3 separate regions of the Mus musculus genome follow, and all the other regions are linked to region 2. Evidence: chromatin loops called from intact Hi-C (ENCODE). Cell type or tissue: gastrocnemius. All regions are shown on one strand. Region 1 has its middle 6.8 kb from the start of Gm22830. Region 2 overlaps Ube2cbp (ubiquitin-conjugating enzyme E2C binding protein). Region 3 has its middle 240 kb from the start of Ube2cbp.

What was found. A loop is a pair of places that touch in the nucleus more often than their neighbours do. Peaks named below come from ENCODE experiments on the same cell type or tissue, not always from the same donor. Only the 100,000 strongest peaks of a DNase experiment are listed, where the experiment ranks them.
Region 1: a loop joins it to region 2, with 11 times the contacts of the local background. A loop is called at or near these places in 37 of 42 quality-filtered maps.
Region 3: it touches region 2 in a loop (2.3-fold over the local background); 5 of 42 quality-filtered maps call a loop at or near these places.

What each region holds. Positions count from the first base shown.
Region 1 is chr9:85,775,295-85,783,294 of GRCm38, forward strand. It overlaps the pseudogene Gm5619. Among named protein-coding and RNA genes, the nearest start is that of Gm22830, 6.8 kb to the left of the region's middle. In gastrocnemius, a CTCF peak has its summit at 4,348 (motif pointing right); a DNase peak (open chromatin) is centred at 2,341.
Region 2 is chr9:86,446,723-86,454,722 of GRCm38, forward strand. Ube2cbp (ubiquitin-conjugating enzyme E2C binding protein) reads right to left here. Exons shown (of 10, transcript NM_027394.2): 2 at 5,092-5,288; 3 at 2,041-2,131. Among named protein-coding and RNA genes, the nearest start is that of Ube2cbp, 14 kb to the right of the region's middle. In gastrocnemius, a CTCF peak has its summit at 5,182 (motif pointing left); DNase peaks (open chromatin) are centred at 3,071, 4,561 and 5,164.
Region 3 is chr9:86,221,356-86,229,355 of GRCm38, forward strand. No RefSeq gene overlaps it. Among named protein-coding and RNA genes, the nearest start is that of Ube2cbp, 240 kb to the right of the region's middle. In gastrocnemius, no CTCF peak of the experiment used is centred here; no DNase peak of the experiment used is centred here.

The DNA of each region.
Region 1 (8,000 bases), 670 kb before region 2:
TTTCCTTCACTGTTGTTCTCTTGGACCTATCAAGCTGGCCCATTTCTGGATGCTGAAATTAACAGTGGCTAACGGTTAGTGATGCTCTCATCTAACCCCTTTCTAATGATGCTGTGATTCTCAAAATTCACTTGTAAATTTTGGGAGGTGGGGGAGGGCGAAGTGTAGAGTGTTTAGAGAATACAGTAGATCTCAAGCAAATATTGCACAAAGTTGGAATTTATATGAATGTGGAGGAAGGAATTCCAAGATCTCCTGAGTGGGGAGCTAGTATATTTATCTGCAAACAAAGCTCATGCCAAATAACTGGATTAATATGGCTGACAATAAGTTAAATGAAACTTATCCATTGAGCACATACATAGGAACTCTGACAACCAGTGCAAAGCATCACAAGGCCACTTTAATTTCTCAATATGGAATAAGACTGATGCATAAGTATATCACAGATAGCAAAGTAAAACATTCCCATAGATGACAACGGAGTTATCAAGTGATGATCATAGTCCGCTGAGGGCGGTTGGAGAAAGTTTCTAATTGGAGTCATTTGTAAATAACTGGGGCTTGAAAGGATTTTTTGAGCATCTGAAACCAATCTATAATTTCAATATCTTCAACACAGAGAAAACGATTTAAAAGATTTAAATTGTTAACAATTCAACCTTGAACTGGACCAAAATGATAACTAGATAACTACAAAGGAAAACCAGGTGGTTCTCCTGATTCTTTGAGGTCACTCGTCTTTCATGATCATGAAGCTACTTTACAGCTCTACAAATTGCAGAAACTGTAGAAGACTGAGTAGTTCTGATGGTTAGCAACTCTAGTTGATCAGTGAGAACATTACATTACATTTTAGGTGGAAGTATGACTGGTTTCTCTACCTATCTTTCCTTACCTAACATCATAGTCTGTTTTGTGATTCCAGGATAGCAGAGTACTGATACTAAGTAACTTATAAAAGTTAAGAATGAATTTCTTGTGGCCAGGGGGAGGTGGCTCATGCCTTTAATCCCAACACATGGGAGGCAGAGGCAGGTGGATCTCTGTGAGTCTAAGGCCAGTCTGCTCAGTAGAGCTAGTTCCAGGACAGCCAAGACTACATTTAAAAAATGTATTTTTTTATAAGTCTAGGGGCTGACAAGCCATGAATCAAGGGAGTCTTCATGTGGTAAGGGGTTTCTTATTGTGTTATCTGATAAGGAAAGAGGGAGGAGGGTTGGAGAGATGGCGCAGCGGTTAAGAGCACTGACTGCTCTTCCAAAGGTCCTGAGTTCAAATCCCAGCAACCACATGGTGGCTCACAACCATCTGTAATGAGTGATATCTGATGCCCTCTTCTGGTGTGTCTGGTGTGCTTACATGTAATAAATAAATCTTAAAAAAAAAAAAAAAAGAGGGAGGAGAGGAAGAGAGGGGAGAGGGAGGGGGAGAGACAGAAATTCACCTTTATAACAAATCCACTAATCTAGTCTCCTGGTACACAATGCTGACATAATGGCATAAATCCATCACTAACGGCAGCAGCCTAATCACCTGATCATTCTTGAGCTTTTACCTCTCAATGCTCTGGACACTGTTGTATTAGTGAGAGTTAGGTTTCTGTCTTAGTCACTGCTCCATTGTGTTAAGAGACACCATGGCCAAGACAACTCTCATAAAAGACAACATTTAATTGGGGGCTTCCTTACAGTTCTGAAGGGTTAATCCATGATCTTTGTGGCAGGAAGCAGACAGCTGAGAGGGGGGACATTTTGGGGGAGGTGTGAAAGGAATTGGGGATGGGAAGGGGGAAGTGAATATGTGATTGTCCCAAATATTTCTGGCTTGTATAGAACTGACAAAAACTAACCAGCACAATATCTTATAGGTTCCTGTAAAGGCCCAGAACTAGACAACCTGAAACAACAAAGGAGAAAGTCCCTTTCTCTTAAAAAAAAAAAAAGGTTCCCTGGGAAAAATTTAAGTGAATGACCACTCAAATAGGAGAGATGCCAACAAAGAATTATAGATTATGTATTACTTTAAATAAATAAATTTCTGTATGTAAAGTGTGTGTGTACAAGCGTGAGTATGAGAGGGAGAAGGAGAGGGAGAGAGAGAAGAGAGAGTTTTTGCCATAGTTAAGGTTGTAAGATAGTGTATTCATCACGATCTTGTATCATAACAGGAAGGATCTAGTTATGCAATTAAAATTAATTAAACTGCCTTCAGATCTTGATGTGAAAATTAAATGATTACATTCTAGAAATCTGCTGCTTAATGCTGTTCCATTTCTAACATAAAATAAACTTGGCACCACCAGAGAAGGTTGGAAGTGAACACTGCCTGGCGTTCTTCCACCAAACTTCCTGCTGTGGAAGATTGGTCCTTTCAAATAACACCGAGTACTGAACTGGTGCTTAATTTAAAAATCTTTAATCAACGAGGATCCCAACAACCACTTAAACTGTGCTGCCTGTCAGTTCTAACCGCTCATTATGAAATCACCGCTAATGCCATATACAGAATAGAGCCTTGGAGTTAAGAGTCTGGGAGTGGTGTTGGAAGAGATCAAGAGCTCCCCAGGCTACTTCAGAAAGAAGAATGCTGTAGTGGTTTCGTTGAAATGAAGCACAAGGTGTGGGAGTCCTTTTAAGCAGAAACATCTCTGTACTCAACACAATGAACCGGTTTAAACATCTGCCACTCTGAAAGAGAATACTCATGTTTGTTTCTTGGTGATGAAAAGACAAAGAATTCTTTTCCTGAGTGTCAAGGAACCCTGAGGAGACTATTAAACCCGACTGTTATTCCTGAGGAGGAATCTAGCTGATGGGTTATACTAGGAAATTCAGCAGATATCATACGAAGTCTAAAAGTTATATCTTTAATTTTCTCCAATGAGTCAGAAACATTTGAAACTTTTCTCAGCATGTTTTGTGCTTTAATTTGCTTTCACGTCTACCTGCTCATCCCCAAGATGGCTACACAATGTAAGAAAGGCACAAGGTGAAAGCGATCCTGAAGAAGTCTAGCCCTCCACAGGTAAAGGGGCTCCACCAGCAGAGGGGGGGGCGGGGCGGGAGGTGGTGATTGACACTTTCCGATTTGGAGGGCTGGTGAGAACCCAGTGAAGAGAGGCCCTGGGAAACGTGGAAGGACATTGGAAACCCCGCAGCTGGAGAGGTGGGAACAGGAGAGAGACCCCCATCCTAGAAATACAACGTAGTGGAAGCAAAGCCGCCTCCAAGGACAAGATAGATGTCTCTGAAAGAGTAAATGCATTCTGAGAAGCACAAATCATACAAATCAGAAGTTTCAGCTCTGAGAAGGATCTTCGAAGTTTTCTTTCCATGTGGACAGAGGGAAGGTTGTTAACATTTTTCAATCTTCCTAAAAGGGAGCTGGCTCCTAAACCTAGATTCCATCCTCACAGATGTATCTCTTCAATGAGTGCAATTAAGACACCTTTTAAAGACTCCCATGCATGAAAACATTAAGGACAGATTTAAGTCAGAGAGTTTAAAAAGGACAGCAGTGCTCCGATGGTATTGGTTTTGTTGGATTACTCACACTTCCCTATGAGAGGCCAAACCTACTCCATCTTGGGACCGGCCCAAGGACCAGAAAGGACCCCATGGCTTGTCCTTGGCCAGAATTACCCCTTAGCTACTTCCTAGCAACAGTTAATCAGATTGTTTCAGATGTGCTTTCAGACCCTTTGTGATTGTATATGGTCTGGCTTCAGAGTACTCACCTGTCTGTTTACAATAGACATTTAGTAAGATACGTGTCAGGATGGACGCCCCCTTACTTACTTCCATTTCCTATAAAACCTTGTTCTGCTGAGGGTTCAAGGCTGCTTCGCCTTCCCTCCCAATCCTGCCCTGTCAGAGTTGGGTTGTAGAAGATCCCAAGCCAGAGCTTGTAATAAAGAGACCCTAATGCTATTTATTATTGCATTGGAAACATCTCCTTGGTGGTCTTTTGGGGTTCACGAACGCTTCCTGGCATAACACCTAATCTCAGCAGCAAAGTATGTTTTTTTTATTTTATTGTGACAGGCAGGGGTAAAAGAGTATAAAAAAGTCCAAAGTTTAAACGCAATAATCCCTCTAAATAATAAAATAGACTGTAGCCTTTTCTGTGCTCCAAAAAACAAATTAGATTTTCAAACTCCTGACATCAACAAGAAACTCCAGGATGGGAGAGAAAAGTGAAAACCAATCTCCACAAAAACAAATGACCAAACCAACCAAACCAAACCAGTCAAATAGACAAAATCCTTGGGATTCCAAAGACTTGTTATTAATACCTGGCGATTCTAAATCTGACCCAACGACACGGGGTTTTTAAATGTATCTGTCACTAGATGGCACTGTATAAACACAAATAACTAGGCAAGGCACTCCAGTTCATCTCTGAAATTGGTGGTTTATTACTATAAATAAGCCTTTAATGATAAACCTAACCATCTTACAAGGCAACACATCAATACTTTACATCTCTATCAATAAATGCTGACTGGTTCTGAGAATGGTTCAAAGGCAGCTTTAGGGTTGTTACACGACAGACAGGAAATTGAATTTTAAAAAAGGTAAGAAAGTTAGCAATATAGGAGAGGGGAGACAGGAAAGAGAAATAAATTCATGAGAGAATGCATAATTTGAATTTCCTTTGGTTCCCATTAGGGCTGCCGGAGCCTGGGAAGATCGTGGGCTTAGTGTTCTATCAGTAACATATAACTCATTCCTTTGCTACATCAGGAGGATTGGAGCTGAAAAGCCAGTGCTGGCAGAAGACAAGGACGGATTACACATGCAAATAATCCCATAGCTCTTGGACTAAAGGAGACAGTTCGTCTTGTAATATTTCTTTTAAGTGACACACAGAAAGCTTTGGCGGGTTGCTATTAAAAAGCAACATTATAAGATTAAAAAGCACAGAGAAAGAAAGGATGTTTGAAAGGGGCACTGCAAAACTGTGAGGAAAAATCAGAATATGGATAACTACAGAGTCTGTATTATTCCACTTTTTTAAGTTAAGAGAAAGGTCAGGAATTTAGAACAGTTTAGGAAAGAAAGGTTAACTGTATTTGGAGCCTCGGGAATTGAGAACATCTGGTTATAATCACACAGAAAAATATGGTTGAGACTTGATGGTGGGTAGGGATAACCCAGACCATCTGACTGTGTGCACTCCACTCTTCAGGAACACTGGGGCTGTATTCCACACAGGTGGTGTGCCACCAACTGCTATCTCTCTGCACCACTTCTCCAGAAAGGGAATGTGCGCGCGCACACACACACACACACACACACACACACACAATTTTAGGATGTCAAATGTCAAAGAAGTGAAGAAGGCCATCTCCATTCCTGCAGTGGCCAGTATGACCAGTCTAACAATGCCAGGGAGGAATGGAGAAATGTGAAGAACACTGGTTTATTGAGCTTTCCTCTTGCACACATCCACCCAGTAAACTCTCTCCTCTTCCTATGTGTTTCAGCCTACAAACACTGTGTCCTTTCTGACAGAATGTGTGTCTCTCAGCAGCGGGGAATACCTTGGTACCCAGAGCACCTATTAAGAGGGGCAGAAAGAAAACCAAAACAAAAGATGGATTAACCTCCACCCTTATTTTTGATGACAAGAACTTAAATTTTACTTCCCATTTGCAACAATTCTGTTCCAAAGATACATTTACATTAGGAAAGGGCTTCATAGTCATTTGAGTTGCTTTAGAGAAAACATGGCGGCCATTAAAGCTGTGGTCAGAGTCCATGATGGAAAAACAGAGCGCAATGTTTATTTGTTTTTTTCTCTCGCTAATTAAGACAGAATCTAATACAGAATGCTGAATTTCAGAGATCGGGGAATTGTGTTTTTACCCACAGTAAAACATGAGGTTACTACTTTAGAAAGGCTTTCGGCTCATTAATCTTGACGCTAGTATTTAAAATAATTTAGTTTCCTTGGTAAATGGTCTGTAGATTCTTGAAAGTGCTGTTAGCTAAAATATTATTAATGTGAAAATGCACTCAACATGTCTCATAATTTTGCTGAGAAATGAGACGTGAATGATGCGTTTTATGGTAGGGCGAGCTGGGTGTGGGGGAGAGAACATGACTGAGATGTGTGACTCAATTTATGAGAGTTCTGAGTGACACGAAGGAGGCAGATCACCAGATCCACACACAGTTTCAACTCTGCTACGGATTCCCACTCAGCTCATTATCCTACCCACTTCTCTTCACTGTGACAAAACACCAAGATCAGGGCAACTTGGAAAAGGAAGTGTGTGATTGGGCTTATGGTTTCAGAGGGTCAGAGTCCATGGTGGTGGCGCAAAGGCATCACTGCAGGAGCAGCCAGGGCTCACATTGGACAGTAAGCAGGAGGCTGAGAGGGGAATGCTGGGAACAGTGAGAATCTTTGGAAGTGTCATCACCCTCCCCCAGAACTCTCCCTTCTCCTAACCTTTCCCCAAACAGTTCCACCAACTGGGGGCCAATTTTCTTTTTTCTTTTTTTTTTGTTTTAATTTTGTAATTATATTTATGTACAGAAAACTTAGGAGTATTCATTTAACCCAATTTAGTGGCAAGTTCTTTAGCCTTTGCTTTTTCCAGCTTGGCAATTCGAGCCACAGACTTAGGACCCAGGACGCTGCCTCTCCAGTGGCGACGGATCTCGTCATATCTGTCATTATAATTGGTCCTAATAGCTTCCACCAGCTTAGCCAGAGCACCCTTGTCTTCCGAGTTAACCTGTGTGAAGGCAACGGTGGTGCATGTCTTCCTGTGGACCAGGTGCCCCAGCCTGGCCTTTCCCTTGATGATGCAGTAGGGCACCCCCATCTTTCGACACAGGGCAGGTAGGAAAACCACCAGCTCAATGGGGTCTACGTCATGGGCAATCACCACCAGCTGAGCCTTCTTGTTCTCCACCAAGGTGGTGACTGTATTGACTCCTGCTCGGAGGACAGGTGGCCTCTTAGTTGGGACGTCGCCTTTGCCAGCAGCTTTCTTCTCAGCACGGGCCAGCAGCCTTTGCTTCTTCTCTTGCTTTGTCTCTGGCCTGTACTTGTGGGCAAGCTTAAGCAGCTGAGTAGCTGTCTGCCTGTCCAGGGCTTGGGTGAACTGGTTAATGGCAGGAGGGACTTTGAGCCGCTTGTAGAGGATAGCTCTTTGCCGCTGCAGCCTGATGTAGCGGGGCCATTTGACGAAGCGCGTTAAATCTCTTTTGGGCTGGATGTCCTGTCCAATGCCGAAGTTCTTGGGCCTCTTCTCGAACAGAGGGTTGACCACCTTCTTGGCCTCCTGCTTCTTGACGACGGCGGGGGCCGGGGCCACCTTCTTCCCCTTGGCCTTCTTCCCTTTGGGCATCTTGCTCAGCTGCTGGAGCTGGGGGCCAATTTTCATGGGGGCCGTTCTCACGCAAACCTCCACACTTATGAAAATCAATGTTGTGGAGAGTGAACTCCCTGATGATGGTTGCTAACGTGTTTATGACCATCTCAGCTAGTGCTAGCACCGTGGAGACCCAGGGCAACTAAAGAAAGAGCTAGTCACTCTAACTACAAAGAAAGAGAAGTAGAGCCACGGTTGAACTGACTCCAGCTGGGGATAAGGATTTTTTTTTTCTTTCTATAGAATCCCAGGAAAAATATTTGGTGAAAGTGAAATTTTGAGGGAGAAAGAGTCAAACTGGAGGAATGATTCACTCTGCATCATAATTTTAGCTGTTCTGCCAGAGGGTGAGGTGCCAGGTGTATTTTCTGCTTGCCTCCCGCAGAGCAGGGTTGGCTTTCTAACAGAATCTTTCTCTGCAACTTCCTGAGAGTCTCCTTCACTTTTCTCCCAGTTATTCACCCCGTAAAATCATTCCCAAGGTCTTCGAGAACTCCTTCCCTCAGGCCAGCCCCGAAACATCCTGCTCTGAATCCGCCCCCCCCCCCCCTCCCGGATCGTTACCTGACTGCTCTCGGGTTGCTCTATGGTTTACTTGACAAAGAGG
Region 2 (8,000 bases):
CACGGGATGAGACATTTCAGAAACTTCATCTGAGAATTAAACCCGAGCCTGGGACAGATTGAGAGAAGGCCAGGATATACGGAGATCTCTTAGCTCTTTCAGAAGTGGATCTGCCTCTGGTGCAGATCGGGAGCAACTTCCTCTCTGTAGATTTAAGACCCCTTCGTTTCTTACTCGTGCCAATCACTAAAAAGATGCTCTGTGTGCAACTTCCTTAAATCTTGAGGGTGCATTTGTGCTAGCTCATCTACTTGGAACCCTGCTGAGATCAGGAGGCAAGCAAGAACAGCTGGTAGGAAGCCAAAATACACACACCTAGCTTTACTCCAGCCAACCCAGCAACACTCGCTAAGAACACACTTTTTCTCTGGGCACCACGCCTGATGCTGAGGGATGCTGGTAAGAATGATTACTGCAATAGCTATCAGCGAATGGTGAATGCTTACCCGGCACCAGGCATGGCTAGAACCACTTGAATCATCAGACCCTATCAACAGCACTACAAGGTAAGTCTTACTGTTAGCTACACTTTCTCAATAAGGACTTATTGGATAATAAGTTATCCAAGACCGCTGGGATAGTGAATGGTGGATGGAAACACGCCTTGCCACTGCTGACTCCCTCTCTATGCTATACAATCAAGAAAGCAGGAACAAAGGACACGGAAGTCAGTGTGGCTCTTCCCATTCTTCAAGCCCAGCGTGCGTAGACAGGCAAAGGAACCTCAGGAGAGTACCTGATGCAACCCAGGAGAGAGACAAGGCTCGCTACATCACAAGACAAGCGAATGCTATGTCAGCTGAGTTAGCAGGTGGTGACTAACCAGGGAGGAAGAGAGGGTGGAGTAGCCTTCAGGAAAGGGAGCTGCATTCAGGAAAGGGAGTAGCCTTCACGTTAGGGATATCCTGTAAAGATAGGATTCAGAAAACCCGGCAAAGGTATGGAACACATGCTCATGACCAGGCCCGTGTGATACCTGTAAGCTTGGCAAGGAGGGAGGAGGCTGAAATGGGAGGGAGGACCGGAGAGCTGCTGCGGTAGGCAAAGGATTCCTGGGCTCCATCCAGGAAGAACAACTGTTCTTCAGAAGACATACTCGGTGGTGGTGGGGGGGGGGGGGGTGCATCTGCACAGGGCAGAACCAGAAGCAGGCTGAGCAGGCAGAAAGCTGCTGACTAAGTGCCATTAGGTGGGGAGACAGTGGGCAAAGGCAGGTGACTTCAGCTCTAAAGGCAATGAACGGCCACAGTGGCTGATGACTCTGTATGGGGAACAGAAGACATCTACCAGGCAAAGGTCTGGCATTATAGCGCCAGGGACATTGAGAAAGGAGCAGACTTCAGAAAGGAAGCATCCCTTGCTGGTCCCAGGCACCTGACTTAGAAAAGCCATCAAAGAACACCAAATGCTTCCATTAAATACCGCTAACAGTAATGCTTTCAGCCGTCTTCCACGTGAGTCGTTGCTAGAAGCTGAAAATTCAGAGGAAGCATTTGTGCCCAAGAAACTGGAAAGCTCACTTGAGGAAGAGGGAAATGGGAATGCTGAGGAAATAGCTAAGAGTCCTTCCCTTCTCCACAGGGTAATTATGGCACATCACCAGTGCCGGTTACAAGATTAACCTAATCACCGAGAAAAGGTTAATGAGTGCTCCGTATGCTCCATCTTACACGCAGGGGAGCTAGGAAATGGGTTTTAGAAAAGCCCTGACTGAGCTAGCACAGATAACAAAGTCCTGCTGCACAGCTTCTAACAGGTAGAAACTTCACTTTCTGTGGAAACCTTCACACACCCTCAGACCAAAAGGGACACACAGGAGATCAACTCCATGGTTCTCTGCTCAGTGACGGGCCCAGCTCTTCCACCATAACCAGCTTCCTCCCTCAGACCAGACTCCCGTTCCGCTCCAGCACCACGGTGAGAGTCGGGCTTCACTTTGTTCCAAGTGACACTAAGTCGGCTCTTACTTTAAGGCCCTCCACAGTTCCCTTGGTAATTACTCCCAGAAACAGTTTAATCAGGGTTGGACACATTCCTTACCTGTCCTTTATCGTGACTTCACCACAGGACTGGCAATAAAAGGTGCAACATTCTTGGGCTTGCAAGCTTTGATTAAACACTGAAATCGGCTCTGAAGGAAATCAACAGAGTTTTAGAGGTTTGGAACAAATTATCATATTTAAAGAGTTTGCTAGCACAATAAATTACCAGCAATACACGCTGTTTACGGTTTACTCTGAAGTGTAGGCTTAATTAGAACTATCCAATGACTCAACCAGAAGCAAACACTGCCAAGTGTTTCCAAAAACAAAAGACATTTTGCTTAGAATTCCTGAGCCAGGAGCTGCCCTAGATTACCATGGAACATACTGGTGAGTTCCTTCTCTCATTCCATAAATACAGTAAATTCTATATTAACAATGAGGAGAGATGGACTTCTAACATGTAAGTTCAATCTGGCTTTCTCACTTTTTATGTTTACGGTTTATGTCCACCCCTGCCCATTACACAGTATGAGCAAGCAAAATGAATGGCTAGACGGGTCTCTGTGGAGCAGACCTAAGGAACGCAAAGCTCTGTAGAGTGTCCTCACCCAAGAGCAAAATGCAGTGTCTGCTGAAGCTGTGGGAGATGGGTGTGAGAGGGAGGGGAGATACTGGGTGCTATGGGAACACATGGACTTCCCACACAGCTGCAGTGGATAGCTGTTCCCCTCATTCCTGATGTCTCATTTGTAAATGAAGGTAAGTTTTATGTAAAAAAAAATACTGTATTACTAGTCTATAAAAAAACCTAATTGAATTAATGAAGTCCTAGTTATTAGAAGCGAAGAATAGAATCCACTTGCTGTTCTTTTGTGTGTAGTTTAAGATGCTTTTCAGATGCCAGAAAGTTTAAGTCCTGGCAATTAAAAAACTCTGCAGTTAATCTCTAAGTGTCTACACAAATCCCTGCTGCACGGAGGTTAAATAAACAGTATTATTCTCTAATGCGGAGCATCGATAACGAGGACCTAGGTGAGCCCTCCAACGGGCTAGCCAGAATGAATCCGTTTCCAGTGGAACACTGCCCTCTGCTGGCCACTGGGTCGTGTGGCATCCTGGATAAGCATTGCTGCTGGGAAAGATGTATCCCCAGGTCAAATTCCACACACAAGAGGTCACCACTTCACCTACACTAACCTCCAAACGGTGTAGTGTGCCAGGGTGATGTGTATCATGATTGCTCCGGAAAGCGTGGTCTTACAGCTGAAAACGCAACGCTTGAAAACCCTGAGACATAATTAATGCTAAAAATTTCAAGTTACTTCCTACAATATTTAGATTCCAGTGCACACCAGTATTCACCTACCTGATTGTCATTCATGCAGCAAATGCTTAGCCCCCACCTATTATGCAAAAAGCACTAAAGCAATCAAAGATGGAGGAACCTGCTTTACACAGATCTTCATGCACCAGAGAACAGGCTTTGAAAGTTCCCTTTTCAGGTATTTGAACAAAATGTTTCAAAAAACACAAAGAAATAGTCCAACAAACACAAACAATACACAAACCAGCACACAGCAGTGGATTTATTTTGTCCATGGTTAGAATATTAAATGTTGCTCATTAACTGAAAATGTTGAAAATAATTCAGTTGCAGACTATGATTAGGCAACAAACCCAAATTCTATGTCCCTGAGGGTCTCCATCAGAGTCCCAGGGAACAAGGTGGCTCTCGTGCCTGCCTTCTGCCAGTTTCCAAACTCAACAGGAAGTTCCTGCGTGCTGTGGGGGAGCTGGGGGAGAGGAACAATTTTTGTTTACTTTTTCCTTTTCAGGATTCAATGTCATTCCAGGTGTTTATCAGATGTCACTTAAGCATGTCAGGACATCTCTTTTTCCTGTTCCTTGTTTCTAAAATTGTTTCTGCATACTTTAGCCATTCACTAATTCAGAAATTAGCAAAATTACCCTTAGGCCAGAAAAAGAAAAAAAAAAGAGTAACATCCCCCCCCCCCTCCCCAACCACCCCCATCTTCTCTTGTCTTTCCAAAGCCAGGGGATAGCTTCATGTCTCTTACAGGCTTTTTGGGACAATCCTGTTGTCCCCACCTCTAGACTCTACATAGTTCTGATAAAGTACCTACAGATGGCTCAACAATAAGGTCTCAGGGTGTCATAGACACAAGCAAAGCCTTTCTCTGACACGAAGCATCAACACGGTTCCTTCCAATGCTGTCTGCCTTGTCTATTATAGCACATTGTAAGAAATGCAATGAGCAGAATTTAAAAAAAAAAAAAAAAAGTCATGAGAGCTTACAAAAAGAAAAGGTTTACTACCTAATTGCATCGAGATGCATTTTGAGTTTGTATACAACCACAATCCAACCACAACAATATTATATTATGTCTCTACTTGTACTGTTCCATCTAAAATGGTCTCTTCATAGCCGGGATAATGTCTACTGCTCAAACTGTCACGCCCTCAGGGTGGCCTTCACGAAACTCAGTCACTCCCCACAGCATTACTCTGTTACTGTGCCCACAGCATTGTGCTGTTTCCAACTTAATTATCTGCTCAGCATCTGTTGTTCCCGCCCACTAGGACACACACTCCACATTACCAGACAGCTATGTGGCTTGTGGGCATCTGTGTTTCCAGCACCCATATCAAACGGCTCACACACACCTCGTAGAAGCTAACCTGTCTGCTGAATGAAAACATATCTATGCAGTGTTTTAAAACCAACCAGGTTTCATACAACAGCTTTATAATTTTATCCTCATATCCGTGAGCCGGACATTTATGGTTAAAGAAACGAACTGGGCAGTTTGGGGGAAATCTCTGCACCTTCTGCTCAAATTTGCGACAAGGCTAAACATCCCCTAAAAATTAAAGCGCATTTTTAAACATACTGTTAAAAGAAAGACATGAAGGTTTGAGAAAGGAGAGTGATACAGCACACAGCACACAGCTGCTAACTGGCAGAACTGTTCCAGACCCTGGAATCTCTCGACCCCTCCAGGTCATTGATTGCCTAACTTTTCACCTGGGAAAAGTTCAACTAAAAAAACGTCAAAGCCCTCCAGGAGTGCCGCTCCTACTCACGTGGGCTGGATTCAGCCTGGACCCGCAAGCGCAGATGTAAACCATCGCCACTGATATACTGCAGCCCGCCACACGAGGAAGGTACAAGTCTGACCCCTGCTGGAAGTCGGATCTCGGTGCAGCCGTCAGGGGTTCTCACCAAAAGAGAGGTGGGCGTTATGGAAATGTCCAGGTGCATCCCTCCTTCATCTGGCCCACTGATGACACAAAATAAAAGCCAAGTGACGACTTCTCTCTGATGAAAGGCAAAGCTTACAAAATCCAAACCTTAACCCAGCATAGAGACCCTAAAATCCTTGTCCCAGGAAAACAGAAACAGACCCTGGGAGACAAGCTGGACTAGGTTAGATCAGGCAGGGCTTGCAGCCATCACCACGTGAGATTCCCAGGTCATGTTTTTAACTCTTGCTTCTGAGAACAGCATTAAAGTCAGAAAATCAAAGTACTGCTTAGCCGGTAATCAAGATTGTCATAAAAAGTCACAGATGTCAGCAAGGTTTCTGTAAAAAGTCAGAGAGTAAATATTTCCTGAGTTCTCCACCAGCCTAGGACCCACAGTGAGAACTTATCTCAAACAACAACAAACGCCCCAAACAACAGAAAAAAAAAAAAAGCCAGTTCTTAGTTCACAGGCTGTGCCAAAAGAAGCCATGAGATAGCTTGGTGTCCACCTTGCTACTGCAGTATTTTTGAAGCACAGTTGGCACCTAGAAATGTCCCCCCAAAACACCACTGGTAACCTGAGCCCCCACTGCCCCTGCTTCTGCCCCTGCTTCGGATGGCTAATCTTCTCAGTTGTGAAAAATTCAACCACTTACACAGAGCTGACTAAAGTGCACACACACTGTCAGCATTGCACATAACACCCAAAACATCGGGTTGTGTGTCTACAGTCCTCAACTGTACTGCTTAGGAGATCTCAGCGCGGGAGGAAAGTTTACACACACATTCAACACAGATGTAAGTTTTCTTGTGTTGATTTTTCAGCTGAACTTGTAAATCTGACTGGCTGTTCCATGAACCACACGGTCTCCATAAGATGATGTGTAGGAAGGCAGCTGGGGGGGGGGGTCTCCTTCTGCTTGCATCTCACTCATCTTAGTGGTTCCATCCTCAAGATCTCTTAGAGGCCCTGCCTCCGAACAACACCTCTGTGGGGAGTTAGAACTTATACCCATAGATTCCAAGAAGACTCTTGGTCTATAAGAAGGTTGCAGCATGTAGAGGGGAGAAGAGGGAACAGGAAAGAGCCAGCGGAAGCCTGGTTGCATAGAAGACTGACCAGGGAGATAAACATCAGGAGGCTAATGGGAGACGGGATTTATACTGTGCAAGAATACAGTTACATGGAAACAAAGGGAGGATGCTAGAATGGACCTGTGGCAGTGGGCTAGAATTAGGGATACCTCTATGAGATCATGGTTTAGGATGTGCATAGCTACAGAGATATAAATAGGTGGGAATGAATGTTTGTGTGTTAGTCAACAGTGTCATCTATGTGCCAGAAGTCTAAAAGAAATGACATTCCAATAGTAATGAGCACCAAATCTTAGTCTAGAAGGACAATTTTCTATTTAAAAAGAAGTCCTGGGGATTTAATTTGGTGGCATATGCAAGGCCCTAGGCTAGATTCCCAGTGTGTAGTTGTGCACACACACACACTATACATGCATACATGCACGCTTTTTGAGACAAGGTCTCAAGTGTCCCGGTCCAGACTCACACTCAGCTATGTAATGGAGGATGACCGGGAACTCCTGGTGCTCTTGCTTCTAAATCCCAAGTGTTAGGATTACAGGCATGCCCTGCCCCACGTAACCAGTACACACTCCTTGGAATGTTTTTAAAAGGCAAAACAATAAGGTTGCTTGAGAGAAAACTACATCAGGACTAGAGTAGAAAGAAAGAAAATCAAACTAGATAAGCCTATACCATACTACTGAGCACCAAAGTAAAGAGGCAGACAAAGGAAGTGAGAATGTCCTGTGTAGAGACTCCACTTTCAGTGTCTTGGGGCATTCTTACTATTATTATTCAGGGGCCACACCCTCCTTAAAGCTACCCAGGACAGCACATCTCCCTGAAAAGCAGCTATCGTCCTTAAATGCCCCATAAGACTTAGTGCTATACTTCTAGATTCAGCTTCAGCAAGTTCTTAGACACTGGATACTAACGAAACAGGACATCTGCAACTCTTACAGGCTAAATGTCATGGTGAAAATATTTATCCAATGCTGCAAACCAAGACCTTTTGTTTATTTTGTTACTAGAAATAGGGTTAATAAACACTTAGACATGAGGTAATCAGTGTGTTAGTCACCTTACTGTCACTGTGACAAAGCGTCTGAGAAATGCAACTTAAGAAGAAACTTGCATGGTATCTCCAGCTTCAGTCATTCTGGACCACAGCCTCTAAGGCCTGTTGCCTTGGGTCCGAGGAAAAGCTGAATATTACGGTGAGGAGCATAAGGCACAGCTGTTTGCCTCGTGGCAGTCAGGAAGCAATGAGAGCTGAAGAGCATGGGCTGCTTTTAACCATGATCCGCCCCTCACCGTTTCCATTTCTCCCAATAATCCACTTAGCTATGAGTCTATCAATGGGCTACTCCGCTGATGAACTTAGGACCATCAAAATCATGTCACCTCTGAACACTGATACTCTGGGAGGTCAGACTTTCAACACATGAGCCTTCTGCACACTTCAGATCTAAACCCTATCAGCCCCACTCCTTCAAGCTTTCTTCTGCTTAGCATCTCACAGTGCATACCTCATTCCACTCAGTGTGTTAGGCAAATGTTACCTCTCATTTAAATAAAAGACTTATTCTCTACCCCTCACTTCATTGTGGTTTTCCAGGTATTTCTCTCTATTTAGTATACTACTTTATGGTTCTTATTTTACCCTTTGT
Region 3 (8,000 bases), 230 kb before region 2:
CCAACTGCTTCTTGGTCATGATGTTTGTGCAGGAATAGAAACCCTGACTAAGACACGTATTCACTGGAGTCCTATTTACAATAACCTATGAGGAGAATTCTGTATGCTTGTGAGAAAACTAAAAACAAAACAAAACAAAACAAAACAAAACAAAACAAAACAAAAGATCAAGACGAGAGTCTTGTGACAGTTTCTTCAAAACATGGAACTGTTCTTGGATCATTGGGTCATATTTTCATGCCCCTCTCAGGTATAGTGACTAGGAGTGAAATTACTTCAGATTATTCATTACAATGGCTATTTTTGTTTGTTTTTATATGCCTCTGTGGAAAACCCCTGTTAGGCTTTTCTGCTACATGTGGCTTCCCCTCATGATTCTATAATCATGTGACTTTATCATGTGACTCCTTGTGGGACTGTGGAAGGCAGCCTGTTTTGGTTGAGCAAAGCTTGCTCCAGAGACCCAGTAGAAAACTCTACAAGGGACAGAACAGTGAGCCACATTCCCAGACATAGGTGTGTGATAGCACGGAACCTTTAACTCCATAATCCTGTGATTATCAGCCACACCCCCAAGCTCCTGGCCTTCTGGCTAGACTCCACCCTCACAGTTACCTGGCAATAGACAGGTATGCTCCACCCCACAGCTACCCTGCAACAGCAAGATAGCTCAGCCCACTATAAAAGGGGCTGCTTGGTCCCTCCTCACTCTCTTAAGCTCTTCCCTCTCTTATTTTCATCTCTAGCTCTCCTTCTCCACCTCCCTTCTCCTTTCTCCCCATGTGGCCATGGTCCACCTCTCCTTTTCTACCTTTTCTCTTTCTCTCTGCCTTTCTACAATAAAACTATAAAACCATAGACCATCTCAGCTCATCAAGGCCCGCTGTACTTGAATGATAGACTAGGCTTTCCCCTAAAGAGCCGCGTCTACCTCCTGCCTGAAGGCCTTTCTGCGCTCCAGTCATGGACGGGACTAAGGACTCTCCCCTGCATGGGAACCACCCAGCGCACCCTCTCCCCCTGCCTTCTCCTTTCAGCCCCAGAGCTGACAGAGCTTCCCCCAGGACTCCCACTTTGTTCTCAGCTCTTCAGCAACATACATTGACATCTGAGATGTCAGAGACTGAGAACCTGTTATCTCTGGCCTCCGTGAGGTCCAGAGACCTCGGACTGCTCCCTCTCTCCCCACCCCCCAGGAGTGGGGTTCTGTGGCTTCACACAGCCAGACACCCACCTGGAGAGTGTGTGGCAGTCCTCCATGTCTGCCCTTCCAGAGCACCAGAACTCTGGAGGGACGCAGGTTCTCTCCCACCCTCTTTATTTCCCCATGTCCGCTGCCCCCTCAACTCCTCTTCACTCTCAGAGTATAAATTGTCTGATGCTCTGAATAAATTTGGCTTTTACAGGGAAGAAAAAAAGAAAACCTTCATTTGTCTCCGCAGTGACTGTGGCTGAAGACCTTCACCTGAGCTCCAGCAGCAGCTCCAGGAGAAGGCACAGGGCAAGGCTCAGCAGATGGTAAGAAATACGCGCTCTGCTCAAGCTGAGACAGGAGATAAAGGAGCCTCCAGCCAGGGTCCGCTCATCCTTAACCAGTGGCTGAGAACTAAGCTGCCCTCAGATGTGGGGCCCTGTGAAGACTGAAAGGCACTGATGCTGCTTTCTGAGCAGAGCACAGGACCTCATCGGGTTATTCACACTGCTTATAAGCACTGGGGTTATTTAAGGTCAGTTTCTGAGAGGGAACCAGTTAGAAGATGTGATGACTAACCTTGGTTTTCATCCTGATCAAATAAGACATAATCCCCCAGGGTACTCTGTGAAGGATATTCGTCATCAGAGTACTTGAAACAGACCTGCCCTAAATCATGCTTTCAGGTGGCAGCCCACATAAAAGCCTCTCTGTCCATGGAAAGATATTCCCAGGATGCTCTCTGCCCATGAGATACAGTTGATGCTCAGGATTTGAGATCTTAACTTTTTCAGTCACCACGCCTTTGCTCCACCATCATAGACTAATCCTCTGGTACTGTAAACCCAATCAAATGATTGCTTTTAGAAGCTATTCTGGTCCTGATGCTTTATTGCAGAAATAGAAAAGTAACTAATACAATTACCATGCCCATCAATCATCATCACTCAGCTAGCTAGCTTCAGTGATGCTGTGTTAACCATGAACCTGATGCAATTCTGGGAGCTGGGGACTCGTATTCTAGAACACATTATTAGTCCCGTCATACAGGTGAATAAAGTCAATCCAGAAGGATTGCCGTCTTGTCCCAAATCACACCCAGTTAGCTAATGAGGGGCAGCTATAGAAGAATGACCGAACCCATCTTCTGTCTACCGAAGCATCTCATTTCAAAATAAATTATTTGTAATTTTAAAATGTAACCCATTAAAATACAGCAAAGGTCAGATTGTTCAGTTCACCCTGTGAAAACGAAGTGGTTGAATTGAAGGTTTTATTAAGTTATATATGCACAGCTCATTGAACTTCCATCAGTTGACAAGGCAGGTTAGGTATTCATTACTTACATAGATTAGATATTCGATGGCCTGAGACATTTCCTTTTTCTATTTATAGCCTTCTAATAACAGAAAAGATATAAGTATCTAGACTATTGCCCTATTTGATCTTATTTTCAAATTGATAATCTTCTGACCCCATAACATGTGTTTTGTCTACCACTCTGTCCTTTACCTATTAAAATTCTGACTAACACACACAATGAAATCCATCAGCAAGGACCACTACACTGACTTAACAATGTTTTTATTCCTCTGTATTCAAGTTACCTGTTTTGAGTTTATTTATGTTGTTGTTCTTCTTGTTGCTGCTCATTGTTGTTGTTGGCTGTTGCTGTTGTTTAGAGATTTGTTTATGTACTTTCAGTGTGTGGGGAGGGGTGTGTATCCACCTGAGTGTTAGTGCTTGTAAAGGCCAGATGAGGGCAGCCCATGCCTCCGGAGCTGGAAATTCAGGTGGTGGTGAACTACCTGGTATGGATGTTAAGAAACAAACTCAAGTACTTCAGAAAAGCAGCAAGTGCATTTAACTACTGAGCCATCTCTCCAGCCCCCACCCCCCAGGTTACATTTTTCAAAGAACTATCTCTGTTCTCCCCATAATCTCTTGTGGAAACTCAGAGCTTCCGTGGTGCAACTTCGCAATCTTCAGAAGCAGAGATCTGGGAGAAACTCAGCAGCCTCCCTTACCCTCGTCACATGAAGCTGCGAAATATACATCTGACTGGCAACAAGCTTGCAGGACTCCATTTTTTAAAGAGCTCCTGCCTGTCACACATGAATGATGATGCTACAGTCTGACTGCTAAGTGTGCCCCTCTCCTGGAGGTGCCAGCTGCTGCCTGTTCACGTGTGGTGGCTCTGTCACATTTACTTTGCATCCTAATTAAGAAGACATGGAGAGTCTTGCACAAGTACAAGCACCAGAAGGACTGTGCTATCTGTCACACTGACCTCCAGATGTTCCAATAATGTCTTTGAGTTTGGGTGGAGGATACCCAGAAACAACTCCAACACCAGGAAACTACTTGTTGAGAAAAGACAATTAACAACCAAACAGCTGGTGATGGGAACCTTTAGCTGGTGAACCTGTGAGGAGCAGTTTGCCAGCTCTCAGAGGAATTCCAACACATAGCACCTTACCTGTGTGCCTTATTTTCCTTCCAGAATGCACAATTCATCGCTCTCAAATCTGTTTCCTTCAATTACACACAGAGCCCATTAAGATAACAATGATTTATCACCGATTTTAAAAAGCCATCCTGTTGTCTCATGAAAGTCTCCAATAATAATCACTCCCCTGAAAATGGTTTTTAAACTTCCCAAACACTTTAACTAGTCTAGTATGGAGTTATAAGGGAATTTTAAATTGATGCTTTTAAATACTGAAATTAGAAGGCAGTTACTTCCCTTTTGAATTTATCACTAATTCACTTTCTAAAAAGATACTGTACTAACCTACTGTGACCCCTGCACACAGACAATTTCTGTGTTTGCCTTGAACACATATGACCTTCAGGGAAGGTGGGGGGATGGAGCCTGTCATTCTTATATTATTATTCTTTTGGTGTCAGGCCTTTTACTTGAACTAGCCAGACCTGGATTACTACTGTTCATATTTGCTCCAATGCATAGCATAGAGTTGAAAGGGACCCTTCTGTAAAGGAAACAGGTCTCAGGCAGATTCTAATCAGTGTTGATCTAGTTCTCAGGGGAAAGAAAGACTAATTAATAAAATGATCTTTTAAATAGAAACAGATAATTCTGTCCAATTCCATTATTCTAATACCCTCTCCCTCCAACCTGAAAGAAAAAAATGGGCTATTTATTACTGATTTTCATAAATACTATACCAGGTAATCAGGAGATAATTAAGTTAGAGCTCCTCATCAGCATGAGAATGAAGTTCCCAAATGAGTAGACTAGACCCTCTTTCTTCAACAATGAGGTAACTATTACTGAAATGTCTACTAATATAAAATTAGACCAGGAAAAAAAAAAGCAAAACTTTGAAAGGTCAGATTATCAATAAAGTCTAGCTGGTTACCTGTCCCTTTTGGGCACCAAAGTGATAAAATTCTAAAGAACAGGAGAAACTTGGAGAATAAGCTTAAGTGTTCTTTTTGTTTAAAATACTAATAATATATAAATATATCAATGGCTATATGCAGATGTTCTATGATAGCGCTGAATCCAATGATAGGAAGTGATGAAGGTGAAAGCAAAGACTTCCCTTAATACAGGAGGTGAGAGCAAAGACTTCCCTTAATACAGTTACTGTCTAGTCATGTTTGCTCAGCACTGCCATTACAGATTTCAGGACCTGACAATCATTTGTTGTAAGGCTGCCCTCACTTCATGAGATGTTCAGTATTGTCGGTTGCTCCTCACTTCCCAGCCTGAACAGGGGTCAGGGACACAACTTCTTACCCCAGCTGTAACCAAATTGTTTCAGAAATTACCAAATATATCCTGAGGGACAAATTACCTCTGTTTGAGAACAACTGGTTAGCTGAAAGATCCAAATTTAGCTTTGAAAAGAAAAAATAATGTAGTTTCCATGAGATGAGTTAATTGTTAGATTCAACAACAACAGCTTGGCATCAAGAGCAGTATCTAAAGGGATTGGCCCTCTAGCCAGATATAATTGATAAACATAAACTCTATGGTCTGAAAATTAGGTTATATTTTCACTTCACAGATACATAAACATCCACAAAAATAACAAGGTATCAGACCCCAAAGATACCTTTATAAATTTAAGCAGGAATAAATAGCAAGACTATAAACCAGAGATTTCATCTAGGAAATAAATAAAGTCCCCTCCCTTACAGAACTCTTGAGTATAGGATCTAAAAAATAGAAACTACAAAAGTCTGGAAATTTATCCAAATTTCTAAGATACAATAATCACAACTATGTTAGTCTATATTATGAGTAAGATGCACCCAACACAATACTCAGAAAAAATATTTTGACTAGTATTATATCCAAATTATCACTCCCAAATGGCAACACTGAAACCATCCTAAAAAGAAGGACTTTGACCTGGTGAATCAGCCTAAAGCTTGGTTTATGTTTACTAGAAAAGCAAATCTCTTAAGGTGGTTTCTGTATGCCATGCACTTTCCTTAATCCACTCCAGAGATCAACCATGATGGGCAAGGACATCTAGTTCAATCCTAACAGTCTGAATCTGCTCAAAAACCCCACCCTGCTGACTGTCAAACAAAATCCACTTTGTTTTCTATCATTTTGAGTTTCTCTCTGCTCCCCACTGGTAGCCTTTGACTGTTTGATTCCCCAGTAAACACCTCCTTCTACCTGTGGCGTGGTCTCCTGTGGTGATTTCACTGTACCCTCGCTTTCAACTAGCCATCTGAATATGGGAAAACAAGAAATAGGGCACACACATATAACCATAATTGTTAGATGCAAATTCATTAAACCAACGGAAAGGTCCATTGGGAATTAATAAAGATAATAGTATAGCAATTAATAACTTTCACGTATAGTAGATCTTATAAATGCATACAAACACTCTTTTGACTAATGAAATAGCTAGCTAATTTGTCAGTAAGAAAATTTTTTTTAAAAAACTGCATATATAAAACGAAAAAAGAAGATAACCTAAACACAAGAAAGAAAGAAAGAAAGAAAGAAAGAAAGAAGGAAGGAAGGAAGGAAGGAAGGAAGGAAGGAAGGAAGGAAGGAAGGAAGGAAGAAAGAAAGAAAGAAAGAAAGAAAGAAAGAAAGAAAGAAAGAAAGAAAGAAAGAAAGAAAGAAAGAAAGAAAGGCAGGAAGAAACTACATGTGGAGGCATGTGCCTCTAATTCCAATATGAGGGAAACTGAGGCGTGTCTTGTGATTGATGACAGCCTGGGCTACATAAGAAAGTGAGAGGAGAAGGAGGAGATGTAAAAATAATGTAGAAGCAGAACACACGTATTAAACAATACACTGCACACATGATCTTCAAAGAACAAATGGCAATATTATCTTTAAAATAGTAATAAAATGTGTCAAAAGGGTGTAAGACCAAAATGCTCCTTCTAATTTGTTACATGATAATTCTAATAAAGCATTAAGAAAGGATAAATTCCCATGCTACTTAAGGCATTCAGATTATAGCCACATATTGGTGAGGAACCAGAATTATTTTTGTAAAGCCAGAATAGAATAAAAGTTAAAGCCCGGAAAGCTAACATTAAAAATGAGTGCTACAAGGACTGAAGAGGTAACCCAGTGGTTATGAGCTCTGGCTGCTCCTGCAGAGGACCCAGGTTTAATTCCCAACATTCACATGGCAGCTAATAACAGTCAGGTCCAAATTCTGCTGGTTAGACAAAAACCCAGCACTCCTCAGGAACTTGTGAAGCCAGTTCTCCTCTGCCAAAGGAGCCATTTCCTTATCACTGGCAAAGAGGACAAATGGCTATCCCTAATGCCTATTGGTGTACCAGGCTTCCTCCACATCTTAAGCACCTGTTACACATCTCAGAGTCCATCTTGGTCCATGGAGATCCAATGCCCTCTTCTGGCCTCTGGGGCACCAGGAATATACATGGTGCACAGATACACATGTAGGTAAAACATCCATACACATAAATCTATTTTTAAATTAAATTTTAAAAATATAAATACTACAAAGAAATCTTAACTTATGATTGCCAATGCAAAAATTGTAAATAAAACCCAGGATCTAGAAAAATGGCATACTGGTTAAAAGCACTGACTGTTCTCTGAGAGAACCAAGATTCGATTCCCAACACCCACATGATAGCATCTAACCATCTGTAACTGCAGTTCCAGGGGATCCAGACTGGGCACCAAGGATACTGGGCATGTGCATGATGCAGACATATGTGAATAAAACATGAATAAACATGAATAAAATAAATATTTAAAATGTTTTGTAAACAAAAGCTGTTAGTATATTATAAAAATAATTCAATAATAAACAAGATCTTATGAGAATAAACATTAAACACCCATTTTGTGTGAAAAGCTATGACTTAGGAAACAATAGATAATGCCTCAACAAACTTCATGGTTCCAAAGCTAACTGACAAAGTGAGTGATCGCTGCGGATGCTCCAGAGGCATTTTCATGGAAGTTATACTTGTATAATTTCACAGTTACTGTTGCTGCTGCGGTGGAGCTACAAACAATAAGGTAGCAAGGCAAATAGAGCATTCAACAGCACCATAGATTTACAACTAAATCTTCTCCTACAGAATAGGAGAAGATATCTCATAATCATGTTACATAACAATAAACCAACTGAAACTGTGCAAAAACCTTTTTTAGAAGAGCTTTGAAATATTATCAAACAAAACAAAGAAGAATATGAACACATTAAAAGGCATCATTTATTCTCAGACCAGGTGAGTCACTGTTCCAAGGGTGTCAATACTTGCAGTGCAGAACTATTCACCAGTACCTATCATAACCACCTTCTTGCCTAACAAC